3 separate regions of the Homo sapiens genome follow, and regions 1 and 3 are each linked to region 2. A link is a loop called in an ENCODE intact Hi-C map of the cell type or tissue named here. Cell type or tissue: A673. All regions are shown on one strand. Each heading gives the region's core, and the rest is flanking DNA. Links, peaks and the distances in the headings are about the cores only.

Region 1 (4,000 bases), core at 1-4,000, 910 kb after region 2:
AGAGTTCCATCATGGAGGCATCCTAGATTTTTTTTTTGCCTTTGGGAGGGGAGAAGTGAGGAAGAGACTATATTAAAAATGTAAGAAAGGCTGGGCACGGTGGCTCACACATGTAATCCCACCACTTTGAGAGGCCAAGGCAGGTGGATCACCTGAGGTCGGGAGTTCGAGACCAGCCTGACCAACATGGAGAGAAACCCCATCTCTACTAAAAATACAAAATTAGCCGGGCATGGTGGCACATGCCTGTAATTCCAGCTACTCAGGAGGCTGAGGCAGGAGCATAGCTTGAACTCAGGAAGCGGAGGTTGTGGTGAGCCGAGGTCGCGCCATTGCACTCCAGCCTGGGCAACAGGAGCAAAACTCCGTCTCAAAAAAAAAAAAAAAAAATTTAAAAAATGGTTTCATAGGGATGGGAAAAGAGGGGTCCCAGGCCTAATTCCCAGTCTTTCTCCTAGGGTTGAGCTCCTGCCCTTTTTCCCCTAAGGCCAAACACCTGTCTCTGATGTCTGATTCCTCTTCTCCCAGAATTCTTCATTTTGGCCAAGACCTTCTTCCCCAGTCAAATTCCCAGAGACTCATATCTGGAGGACAGAAAGGCACGACCTTAGCTCTTCCTCAGAATGAGGAATAGAAAACAGTGGGGGGCCAGCTCACTTTTTAATAAGACACTAGTATTTCAGCATTCTATGAAGTCAACACCCAAGGAATGTCCCTGTCATCTGTTCTCACCTTGCAATTGCTGGTCCTGTTGTCTTCCCCAGCCCTCTCCACACCTCACTTCACCAGCCAAGCCATTGTTGGCTCCTAAGCATTTCAGTTCCTGATGGAGGAGTAAGACAGGTAGTCAGGTAAAGCTGGAGTGAGGACAAATGGGACTGGGGTGGCGGAATCCCTGGCAGAAAGTCAAGGACGTGAACATACAAGGAAAAATAGGCCACAGCCAGAGCACTGAAGGCCACAAATGTGAACCCCTAGCTAGGATATGTCATTTTATGCCAGGCAAAATCAGGACAACAAAGGGTTCTCAAGCATAGGTGCGACCCAACCAACCCTTCACCAGCCAGGAACATTTTCTGGTGTTAATGCCATCTTAGAAAATGCTGTGAAAAGCTCCTTGCACTGAGCTAGTTTCTCATCCCCTGATGTTTACACCTCTCAAAGGTGCATGGAGCCCCACAATGTGTCACTCTCTGATTTGTCACCTGGAGAACACAGCGCAGACATGTTTGGCTGCTTTAATATTTCTCTATAAATCAATCCTCTTTCCCCTTAATCATGTGGGTTGTTCTTCTCTGAACTTGCTCCAATTTGTCTACATCTTGCTGGGACTGAGTTGTCTAAAAGTGAACACACCCTTCAAATGCGGGAACTCTCCCTGCAGCCCCTGGCAGCTCCTGGCGACTCACTTCACCGCCCGGAGAATTCCGTGCAGGGCTCCAGCGGTGAGCAGAGTTGGAAACGGCCCATCCCCAGTTTCCAAAGAGGCCGTGTCTTTCTGTTCCTGAGCGGGCCCGTTTGTTATTTTTAGTGTCTGATTGTCAGGCTGCGGCATTAGAAAGTCTGTGGTCGCATTACATATTCCAGAAAGTCACATTGCTGGTGATGTGCGGCTGTATCGATGGATGAGTAATTGCTCGCTGTCAGGCCCACCCGGTGAAGCTGTGTCCTCCCAAGTTGTGAAAGGGGGATAGTGCGAGAGCCGCACCTGCCGCGGCCCCACCTGTCTGCGCTTGGCCGATGCCAGCACCTGCAGCCTTTCGTACCAGCGCCCTCTGCTGGTCGGACGCCCCACTTCTGGGCGCTCAGGGAGCAGAAGGGGCCTGGCCTCACCCGACAGCCCCCTGGCTCTAGGCAAGTGAGATATTATTATTCCCATTTTAAAGACCAGATAACTGAGCCCCAAAGAAGCGAATATGTGGCTCACAAGCAGAAAGGGATAACAGATGGAAGAACAACAATAATCAGAACAGCAACGCCAGTGAACCGTTGCACATCACTTAATTTGCCAGGGGCTGCAAACCCACAGACAAATAATGGCAGAAAGTGCAGAGAGCCAGGCGCAATATAAGGAGTGGATGGGGACCATGGCAGATCCCTGGTGCTCAGTCTAGAGGAGGCAAAAGCGGTAAAGCTCTGCCACGCAACCACACAGGGCCAGTAACGTCAGAACTTCTCAGAAGGCATCTATCCTTAAGTGTGAAATTTCTCTGATTTTGAAACAATTCATGGGCCAAACAAAATATGGCTAAGGGCTACATTTGATCCACTGCCCCTGCTTGTAACCCCTGGTTTACACAGAGTTATCTGACTTACTATCTCATTTAAGTTTCACATAATCCTGTGATATCATTACTGGTTTTATCCTCACCTTTGCAAACAAAAAAACTAAGGTTGAAGGAAGTTATGCAAATCTAATTTATGTTAGAAAGGAGAGTCAGACCTAGGCTTTCACATCCCAAAGCATAGATTCTCCTCCCTGAACAATACAGACAAGTATTTTACTTTGGGAGAAAGGAGACTGGCTAGCCCAACACCCTCCTTTTTAAGAGTGAGAAAGCCGAGGCTCCTTTGAAGGAGCCGCAAATGGCAGGCTGCACTTTACAAACAGTCTCAAGTCTGGTTCTTTCAAGTCATGATGTTGTCCTTTATTCTGCACTAAATTTGTTTTCTAAAGACTACGCCTATAGGCTGAGGGCCTCTCACCTGTGATTAGAACATTTGCTTTGAGTAGCTTTCAAGGAACAGAGCTGTGTGTGTGCTGCACCAACCACATGGTCTCAGCTGGCACCTATTATAATTCAAATTGAGAGATGGGAAACATTGAGATGCATTAAGCAAGATCAAACTTTACAACAGTTGGCACAGGGGCAAATGAATTCGGCTTGCCGACTTATTTGTTCGGCCCACACAAACCACTAAATAAATAGATAATCGTAATAATAATGTACACAGCATTGCCAAAATTTGTCAATCAGGTGATTTCGCATAAAAATTCAATTTCTCATATTCTTTTGCAAAATCCAAACATCTACCGCATTGGTTCTATATTCGCAGATGACGAGATTAGCTGGAGCTATGTTGTTGCCACCTCTTTCCAGCAGGGCATTCACTCAGCAACTCTCCCCAATACCTACCTCTTTCTATTGTCTCCCTGAGGCCAAACATCACTAGCCATTTATCATTGTGTTTGGGTCTTTCTTTTCATAAAGAAAATGAGTTGTCTCCTATAGTAATGTCTCTCAAAAGTGAGAAAACAGACTGAGAATTCGAGAAAAATAAGAGAGAGCATCTTTCTTTACAGTGATGAAGATATTCTAAAATATTCATATTTATTGAACAATTTAGTGTTACTTTCCTTGTCTCTGGTCAGCACCTGAGTTTTCTACACCATTTTGGAGACTTTCTAATACAGTCTAGTATCTGTTAGTCTAGTAATATGAACTACCTAATACAGACTTAATCAGTGCAGTTTAATGAATCAGCTGATTCAAAACAAGATTGGGCAAAATGAGAACCACAGCTTGCTAAGCCCCCAGCTGCACTGTGGGTAGCCATTTCCAACAAGAAAACAGTTAGGTAAAAGAAGCTTTTACTGTGTCTCCCCCTTGGAGGCCTTTTCTCAGTATTTCCATAGAAAGCCAATTTCTCATTTCTCCATTGGCCCAAGACTTTCAGGTAAACACAGAGTCTATTGAAATGCTGTGAATTCCCCCATAAAAGCTGATGTCCTCATCCATCCATTTCTATGGCCCACCCCTGGCTTTTTAAACACGAGAACAATCTTAAGCAGTTTAGCCAACAACAAGAAATAAAATTTGTGAGGCTTAACATCTCCAAACAAAAAGCAAGTGGCAGTGTTGCTTTTTTCTTCTGCAGTTATAAAAGACTGAAAATGGAATATTCATCCCTGTTTCTGCATCATTTTGTATTAAATTTGTAACTACTGCATAGTTAGCACTATAACTTTCTATTGGTATGATTGAGATAATTATTGTTA
Region 2 (5,233 bases), core at 499-4,498:
TAAAGACAAAGGTACATCAAGGGGGGCTGGGACACTAACAGCCTTTTACATTTTTGTCTGTCTGTGTGTGAGAAGAAAGAATAAGATTATATCAAGTCACTAAAAAATACACTCCATATTTAGGGACAAAGACATTCCTATTTTCTCACTGTCCTAATTGAGCTCTATACATCTCCTTAATAAAGTCCTGCCATTTACCTAATGCCAGGTGTTATAAATACATTTAATCAATACTTCTGAGTCTTGACAAAAGAGCCATCTATCACTCTTGACCTCTCAAAGTCTAAGTAATAGGTCAGAGTTTATTACAATAAAACCAAAGGGGTGATCAAAATGTATTTTCTCCATTGGAATTTTATTGGGTTAGGTATTGCTTGAAATAAGCCATTAGTTGTGGCTGGAACATTTTTTGGGTAGCAAAATTCTCATAAGGGTGATTTTTGTATTGCTATTATTTGACTTGGAAGTGTTAAAAAGATTTGAATAATTGATGCCAAGAAGCTTCTTCCATAGAACATACTCATATTTGAGCAATTGAGATTCCTCCTGAGTCTTTGAGGTATATCAGGGGCCTGGACCTTTTGCAAATTTTTTATATCAGAGTTTTAAAGGGTGGGAACAGGGATACCTAAATTTTTGAAATTCTGATGCATGTCAAAGTGCCATATTACTGCCATGGAGCTTTTAAAAAGAACATAATATCCTCTGTGCATTTACCAGTTGCTGGGCTAGGCCTTAGGGTGAGACCTGTCCAATATGGTAGCCACCAGCCATATGAGGCTATTTAACTTTTAATTTCCATTAATTAAAATGAAATAAAATAAAAAAATTGTTCCTCCTTTGCATTAGGTACATTTCAAGTGTTCAGTAGCTACAGATGGCTAGTAGCTAACATATTGGACTGCAAAGATACAGAACATTTCCATCATCACAGAAAATTCTACTGGACAGCTCTGGATTAGACAATAAACAAGACAGACATGATTTCTGCCCTAATGGAGAAAATAGACCAGCCCTCTGCCTCCCCCCATCCACTCCCAACTGCCAATAAATGGACAAATCAACAATTAAGAATTTTGTTTTATGAGGAAAGCCAAGGTCTGTGATCAGGGCTGGCTATGTGGGGCCCAGTGAAAAATGAGAATGCATGAACCCTCGTTCAAAAAAAACTTAAGAATTTTAAATGGCTATAGCCAAACATTAAAGAAGTCCGGGGTCCTTCTGAGCACAAGTTGCACACTCAATCTGGCTGAAACAGACTAAAGCCAAGGGGCCTGGAGACCTTTTATAGTTAAGGATGTCACAAATGCTTCTGCTAGAAAGTGACAAATAATACGAGGTGAAAAAGATGAGAGAAAATGCAAAGTGTGTAGGAGAAGATTTTAGGCAAAGAGAACAGCACAAAGGACCCAGGAGGGAAAGAGGATGGCATATTCAAGAACCTAAAAGCATTCCAGAGTGGTAGAGGGAGGAAAGAATAGCGGAGGTCAAGGCTGAGATGATGGTCAGGGCCAGGGCCAGTGGTTGGGTCCTCGTAGCTGATGGTTGTGTAGGGTTGTGTAGTCATCCCCACACCCCGTTACAGACTCACTGGTGAGGCCCAGCATATGGCTTTATCTTCAGGTTTCATTTGTGAGGTTGAGAGCATCTCTAACTCGTAAGGAATTCATGCACGTCAGAATGAAATTCTGCTTTTTATTTTTTAAGACAAGGAGGGAGAGGCACAGGAGATGATTTGCTTTGATTCACGGTCTGGTGCAGGAGCAGGTTAAGGAAGTCGGGGAGAATGAGCAGGGTTCTGTGCACGCACGTGGCATTTCTAAGCCCCTGCAGATGCAGGGCTGGGCGGGAAGATTCCTGTCTCTCTCATGTGTCATAGGGAAGCATTGGCTTGCACGTGTTACTTCCCAAAAAGGTGTTTCATCCATAGAAATGCTGATTCTCTGGCTTCCCAATGCTATATTTAGAAATGACATTTACATTTCCACAGATCAACAGCTCCTGTTTGGATACAGTTCCAGGAGCTTTGCTGTGACAGTGAATGTGCTGGCTTTTATTCTCCCCTGTTTCCCTTTCTTAGCTGTGGGCAATTAGCAAAGTTAGGAGGCATTTGTCATTTGGTAGATGAAAATAATTAAATATGATAAATTCATATATTTTGAAAGAGGTCAAAATGAACCAGTATCTGTATCTTGACTTTCAAAAAGGCTTGGGGGAAAATTTATTCTATTTTCTGTCTCATTCATTTAAAGAATATCTGTATAGATTTTAGCTAAAGCATCCCTTAAACCCCCAAATCCTCCCACCCTCCCATGTTATTTTATTTATTTATTTTTGTTAATTTTGAATCTGAAAGTTTCTGATACCTTAGTAGCTTATTTATTGATAGTTCATATCCATAGAGAAATGTCTTTTATTCTGCAGTAAACCATTATTTCATTGAGGGTTTATACCTGTGGTATGTGTGTGCATATTATTTTGTGCCTGATGGAGTTCAAATATTCTAAGTATTACTCTGACATATTTCCATCTTAGCAAAATTATTCTCACAGCTATTGATAACAAAGGAAAGGACCAAATATCTTATTTCCTTGTCAAGAGGGTGGAAAAAATGGAAATAGTAAAAATAACCATTGGCTGCCATCAATCTACAGGATTATGGTCTACCTTTGGTAATAACATTCTACTTAGAGCCTCCTGAAACCTGATCAAGGGACCCCATAAAATTGTGAGCACATGTCACCATTAGAGGGCAGTGTGCACTCTCTCCAAGAGCCCATAAAAATTATGTTTCCTGCCATAGCTAAAAGGATTTGTCTGGCAAAGGGCAAACCCATTAGGCATAAACATTCAGCATTTTTTGCTGTTGCCTGTCATAATGAAAACAATGATTTGAAAGTTCTGATTAAACCTGCAAGATTTTCTATCTAGTGTATGTCTTCAAGCATATACTTTTCAAACTTACTTCTTTTGATGTTCAGCTGTGCTAGAAACGTGAGTTAGACCTGGCACAACTTTTTCAGGACTTTGGTAGGGAAAGCTCACTTTAATCTCAGTGACGAAGCTCTCCTTGGAATATAGATGGCCATTAAGTAACAGGAAAGTCTTTATCAAAACAACAGCAACCAAAGTTAGTTAAATTTTTTTTTGTTGTTGTTGTTTTTAGATAGGATCTCATACTGTTGCCAGGCTGGAGTGTAGCAGTACAATCATAGCTCACTGCAACCTCCTGGGCTCAAGGGGGATCCTCCTGCCTCAGCCTCCTGAGTAGCTACGACTACAAACATGGGCCACCACGCCTGGCTAATTTTTACATTTTTTGTAGAGATGAGGTTTCACTACGTTGCCCAGGCTGGTCTTGAACTCCTGAGCTCAAGTGATCTTTCTGCCTTGGCCTCCCAAAGTGCTGGGAATACAGGCATGAGCCACCATGCCCCACCCCCAGAAGATTAAAAAAAAGTCACTCTAAACTCCAAAATGTGTCCAAAAGTCCTCACCCACCAAAACCTAATACAAACATGAAGAATTAGTGAATATTTTTTCAGTCCTGTTTTTTCTGAGGAGCAAGAAAAAGAAATCTTTGTTTATATCACCGTTGGTAGGCCAGTAAACAAAGGCTAGAGAAGACATTTGTATAAACTTGAGAATTTGCATTTAAAACATGATCTACAGTTACTTTGTAGAATATCAGAATTTGATTCATCAGTGGGCATAAAATCATCGCGTTGGCGGTAGACCTGGAATTGGCAAAATTATGATTGCGTCAACGTGCCAGCCCACATCGGCTTCTTGTTCAGGTGTGAGATTGTAAAGGAAGGGTCTGCTAGACTCGTCTTTCAAAAAATTCAGCAAATAAATTGTTTGCTTTACAACTGCCAGCCGCAGTTGCCTCTGGCAGCGTTGTTTTTCTGCTGACTGCGACAGATTGAGCTCTTCTGCCGGAATTTCTCTAGAGGGCAGTAAGGATTCGAGGCTCTTTCCCTATTTTTCTGAAATGACGGATCATCGTTGTGCAGCTGCAAAGGTTAGGTAGTGCAGCACACGCTCTGGTGCTGGGGAGAGTGGCCGAACTCTCCAGAAAGGAGCCTCCTTGGCTTCCTGGTACGTCCTGCAAGCCGATATTTTGTGATAACCTGCAGAAAATCATTTCCTCTCTTCCAAAAGGAAATGGAAGGATTTATTAATAGAGTACAGCTATAGATACAACATATATGTATTAATGGTTGACCAAGGATTTAAAAATTAAATGGCTCCTGGGATCCTGCGTTGGAGGCTGGGTAAAGTCAACAATGGAATATCTGGGAAAACCAAACAGAATAGTTGGGAAAGAGAAATCTGTGTAATCCTGTGGTCCTCAACCAGGAACAGTTTTGCTCCCAGGGGACCTTTAAAGACATTTTTGATTGTTACAACTGCGGGCGGGGGTGGAGGTGGTGGGGGGCCTGTAGCATCAATTGAGTAAAAACGAGGCACGCTACTAAACATCCCATAATAAAAAATACAGCCCCACAACAAAGAATTATTCGGCCTCAAATATCAATAGTGCCCAGGCTGAGAAATCCCGATGCAAGCCATCAGGTAGCCAGGAAGAAAACGTGAAAATAGATTTTAGAAAGCTACAGAAAATTTAGTTTTTGTTTTCAGTTTCTTGGACTCTGAAGATGAAAAGCCAGAATGTCTGTGATATTCAGGATCGTTTTTCGTGTGCTTCCTGCATCAAAGCATGAAAATTGTGGGACCCAGGTGAATTTGAACCCACTGGGCAAGAGGAGCTGTTGAGGTGAAATGGCAGAGTGGCCCCTCACAGGTTCCAGCAGGTGGGGAGGACCCTTCTGTGCTGCTGGGAATTTGGGGCTGGGCATTGCTGGACTCTGTGCCATTCCCTAGTTGCAGGGCCACTAGATGCCTGACTTTCTCTTTCTCTTTCTCTTTTTCTCTTTCTTTCTTTTCTTTTCTTTTCTTTCTTTCTTTCTTTCTTTCTTTCTTTCTTTCTTTCTTTCTTTCTTTCTTTCTTTCTCTCTTTCTTTTTCTTTCTTTCTTTCTCTTTCCTTCCTTCCTTCCTTCCTTCTTTCTCTTTTTTCTTTCTCTCTCTCTTTCTTTTTCTTTCTTTATCTCTTTCTCTCTTTCTTTTTATATATATTTTATTATACTTTAAGTTCTAGGGTACATGTGCACAACGTGCAGGTTTGTTACATATGTATACATGTACCATGTTCGTGTGCTGCACCCATTA
Region 3 (4,000 bases), core at 1-4,000, 68 kb after region 2:
GTTGGGTCTTGTCCTGGGTCCTGGGTTGGGTCTTGGTTTGGGTCCTGGGTTGGATCTTGGTGTGGATCCTGGGTTGGGTCTTAGTGTGGATCCTTGGTTGGGTCTTGGTTTGGATCCCTGGTTGAGTCTTGGTTTGGGTCCTGGGTTGGGTCTTGGTTTGGATCCTGGATTGAGTCTTAGACCAGAAATGACATTGATGGGCATTTGGTTATATTTGAGTAAGATCTGTAAATTACTGAACAGTATTATATTTATGTTAATTTCCTGCTTTTTAATAATTGGACTATAGTTATGTGAAATGGAAGCATTTTGGGAATCTGGAATCTGGGTGAAGAGTGTACAGGTATACTAGTTTTGCAACTTTTTTCCCTCTAAGTCTGAAATTATTTCAACATGAAAACCTAAAACAAACTGTAAAAATTTCATTTCTTCCTAGACCAATGGTTCCCATGTGGATCAATTATGCCTTTTGGGGGACATCTGGCAATGTCTGGAGAAATCTCTGGCCGTTGCAACCAGTGGGTAGAGGCTAGGGATGCTGCTACACATCCTACGGTGCACTGGGTGCCCCCAACAACAGAGAACTATCGGGCTCAAATATCATCAATGCTGAGATTGACAAACTGTTCTAGAACAACTGTTCTAGAACAAATATATTTTTTAAAAATAATATAAACACAAGGGATGTTAAGAGAATAATAATATAGGAGTTGTGTGACTATACTGCAGCTGCTATACAAGTGTCTGAACCTCATTAGAATTGATTCTGCATTTCTACCTGGGACTAACATTTTGGAGTCTATGAATTCAGGGGCAGTGTCATTCAAGGTTAGAGGTGCCAGGTGGGAAGCTTTGTGACTGCTCACTGCAAGTGGCCATCATTAGTAAACTATTTTCTTTCTTTCCCTTGGTCCAAAGCGAGTACATCAATCTGACCATTTCTAATGAGATATAGGATGATACTGCGTGGACAAGACTTGCTGTCAGCCACTGCCTGGTGGGCTTAGAGAAAGAAACGATCCTTCATTAATTAACCTTCACTTTCTATGTAGATTCACTCATTGAGATGCAGGTAATTAAACCAAGGTCATTTCAAGGACTGACAGGAGGAAAAAAACCCCAGCCGTTGGAAGGCGGTGCAGTTTTTTTGGGTAGAGGACTTGGAATTCTATTTTTATCTTGTGCAGAATTGTGGAATCGTCTTTTCTTGGCTTTTAAATAATCTAACCTTGTTTTAATGGGAGATTCTTAAATTCATCTCAAAACTGTATCTCAGAAATTTTTAAAGATTTAGGTTATTGTAGGTTATAGATAACCTCCTGTGGGTTTCAGGAATACATGTTAGGGCAAAAATTTAATTTAGGGGAGCTAAACCATGTAAAGGAAGGGAAATAGAATTATGTTTGAGAGACGAAGACCCATTTTATTGGAGGGAGGAGAGGAGTGCGATTGCTATTCTCTCAGTTTGAATTCTGCAGTTCTTGATTTTTATTGCTTGTAATATTGGGCCTGTATGATATATTATAGTGGTTAAGAACATGATTTAGAGTTGGGTAGATATGATTTCACGTCTTAGCTCTACCATAGACTCGGACCCTGGGTAATTCATTTCACTTATTTAGCTTTGGTTTCCTCATCTGTTAAATGGGTCTAATGCTGGTCCTTACTCTCAGGGTTGTTGGCAGGATTCACTGTAATAGCTAGAAAAGGATCCATTCTCAGGGTGCACATAGGGATGATAGTTACCTCTTAAGAAATGTTTGCTATGTGCCATGCGGTATTCCAAGGACTTTACTGCCTTCCATCAACCTTCTGAGTTAGGTTCTGTTATTGTATGTTTTATACATGAGGAAACTAAGACACAGAGAGGACAAATAATTTGCCCAAGACACCACAGCCATTAAGTAGCAGAGTTGGGAGTTGAACCTAGTTGGGTGGTTGATCTTTACACCCACACCATACCATCTCAAGTGCATAAACTGTTGGCTCTTATTATTAGTATCATCCTTCATTATACCTTAAAAATACATTGCTAAAGCAAATCCACTCAGGCATACTTTTCTCTTGGGGAAAAAGGTGGTTCTTGGGTGGTAGAATGAATGAGTTCCTTGAGGCCTACAATAGTCATATCACAAATTTAAGAGAATGCCCATTTGGCTTATTAATAAAAAATATGTAATTGCCATTGGGGCTTATCGCCACCTCGTGGCAGGCTGAGGCATGACAAGACAGCCTTGGCTGCCCTGTTGGCATTCCTGCAAATTTCCTTTTCTATCCGGGCCCTGAAAAGAAAATGTGCTTTGAAAAAAGATGTCTGCCATGTCACAGTCTCAAAGCCACTTCACCATCTGAAGGGAATGTATTTGGAATTGAGGTGTTACATTAAAGTTCCAGTATTACAATAGAAGCCAATGACATTTGGCTTATCAGTGTCCCTTAAAGGAGATTGTATGAATTTCTCCGCGTGCCTGGCTAAGCACTTTACCTTTAATCATAAAGGCGAAATGCTTAATTTGTTAAACATATACAGAATCAGAAGTAGGGCCATTCACTGTAGCTAATATCGCTTGCAGTTATTAAAGTCAGTTTTTATCTGTTTAAACAGATCATAAAAAAGTAAAATCTGAAATAAAGGACTAACTCCCTCCTTCCTATAATATTTAATACATATTCAAAATTCCGATTAAGAATCAGTGCAAACCAGAAGAGAGAGAATAGCTTAAAAGGCAGAAATAAAGTTTCAGTTTAACCACTATTTGTGTTCTAATTAAGGCTGGCCAACCTTTAAATGATGCAGTGTTTTTCATTAACTCACACGAAAATCATATCAAATCAGAATTCTTCCTCCACTACACCCCAACACATTCTTTGGTGTTTTATAAAACAGCAGGCTCATTTCTGTCCTGTCTTGACTACTCCCAACCATATGTAAGCTGAGGAAATGCCTCTAATTTACCACACTTTTGTTTCTCTTATTTTTTTTTGTTATTCTTACTCTTTTCTTCCATTTTATGATATGCAAGGTTCAAACAATCCTGCATGTTAGAAGCGAACATTACTCTGTGTGCAGTCTTTGGCTCTTGTAACATAAATGTAAACTGCTTGTCTTATGGCAGAAATACCTCTTAACCCTTCAATATTAATGTATTTTATTAATTTAAAAATTACAAAGAGGACTACTGCATGATTTTGTAATATTTCATGAAGACATGTATAGAAACCTCTATCCTTCCACTTCTAATGATATGGGAACACCAGTGTTAAGAGCTTGATGTATGTGGGTCTCTATTGTTGCCTGTGCCCATACAAAGACACACAGCATATATACACACATTTAACCTCCCTGTGCCCTGGCACCTGTTATCTGTAGAGTGAGGGATAATAATACAGATCTCCAATCTTTTTTCATACTTTTGAAACCTAAAAATCTCTGAAAATCAAAAGTTTTTTTATAACTCATTTGGAAGCAGAACCTGCCTAAACTGACATAAGGCTATTTATAGTCATTATTTATGGCAGCTAGTGAGAATGTTCAGATCTTTTAATGCAGAAATAGTAATGTTTTTGCCATCCCAGACCCCACTCGGCAGGATTAGATAATCCATGGTAAGTGCTTCTGGGGTAAGCAGCCTCCAAGATGACCCCCGATGATCCCCTCTTCCTGGTATTTATGCCCTTGTACATAACTCTCCCTGTGAATGTGGGCTGGACTTGTTGGCTTTCTCCCAATGAACAGAATATGGCAGAAGTGATGGAATGGCACTTTGAAGATTAGATTAGATGGGATGTAATTTTCATCTTGGATGCCTTCTGTCATCCTCTCTTGAATTGCTTGCCCTGGGGGAAGTCGGCTGCCATATTCTGAGGTAACTCTGTAGAAAAGTTCAAGTGGTGAAGAATTAAGGTGAGCTACAGCTCAGTGAGATTGAAAGCAGATGCTCCCAGCCCCAGTCAAGCCTTCAGATGAGACCACAGCCCTGGGTGGCATCCTGACTGTAAC

The links. Hi-C counts contacts between places; a loop is a spot of excess contacts. Peaks named below come from ENCODE experiments on the same cell type or tissue, not always from the same donor. Only the 100,000 strongest peaks of a DNase experiment are listed, where the experiment ranks them.
Region 1: a loop joins it to region 2, with 5 times the contacts of the local background. A loop is called at or near these places in 47 of 110 quality-filtered maps.
Region 3: it touches region 2 in a loop (4-fold over the local background); 41 of 110 quality-filtered maps call a loop at or near these places.

What each region holds. Positions count from the first base shown.
Region 1 is chr20:53,215,497-53,219,496 of GRCh38, forward strand. The region is part of intron 1 of TSHZ2 (teashirt zinc finger homeobox 2); the gene reads left to right. Among named protein-coding and RNA genes, the nearest start is that of TSHZ2, 250 kb to the left of the region's middle. In A673, for the core only: CTCF peaks have their summits at 1,787 (motif pointing left) and 1,999; a DNase peak (open chromatin) is centred at 1,785.
Region 2 is chr20:52,309,586-52,314,818 of GRCh38, forward strand. The region is part of intron 3 of LOC105372666 (a long non-coding RNA gene); the gene reads left to right. Among named protein-coding and RNA genes, the nearest start is that of ZFP64, 120 kb to the left of the region's middle. In A673, for the core only: CTCF peaks have their summits at 2,741 (motif pointing right), 3,934 (motif pointing right) and 4,133; DNase peaks (open chromatin) are centred at 2,776 and 3,976; H3K27ac peaks cover 633 bases.
Region 3 is chr20:52,377,714-52,381,713 of GRCh38, forward strand. All of the region lies in intron 4 of LOC105372666 (a long non-coding RNA gene), which reads left to right. Among named protein-coding and RNA genes, the nearest start is that of ZFP64, 190 kb to the left of the region's middle. In A673, for the core only: CTCF peaks have their summits at 2,204 (motif pointing left) and 2,407; a DNase peak (open chromatin) is centred at 2,218.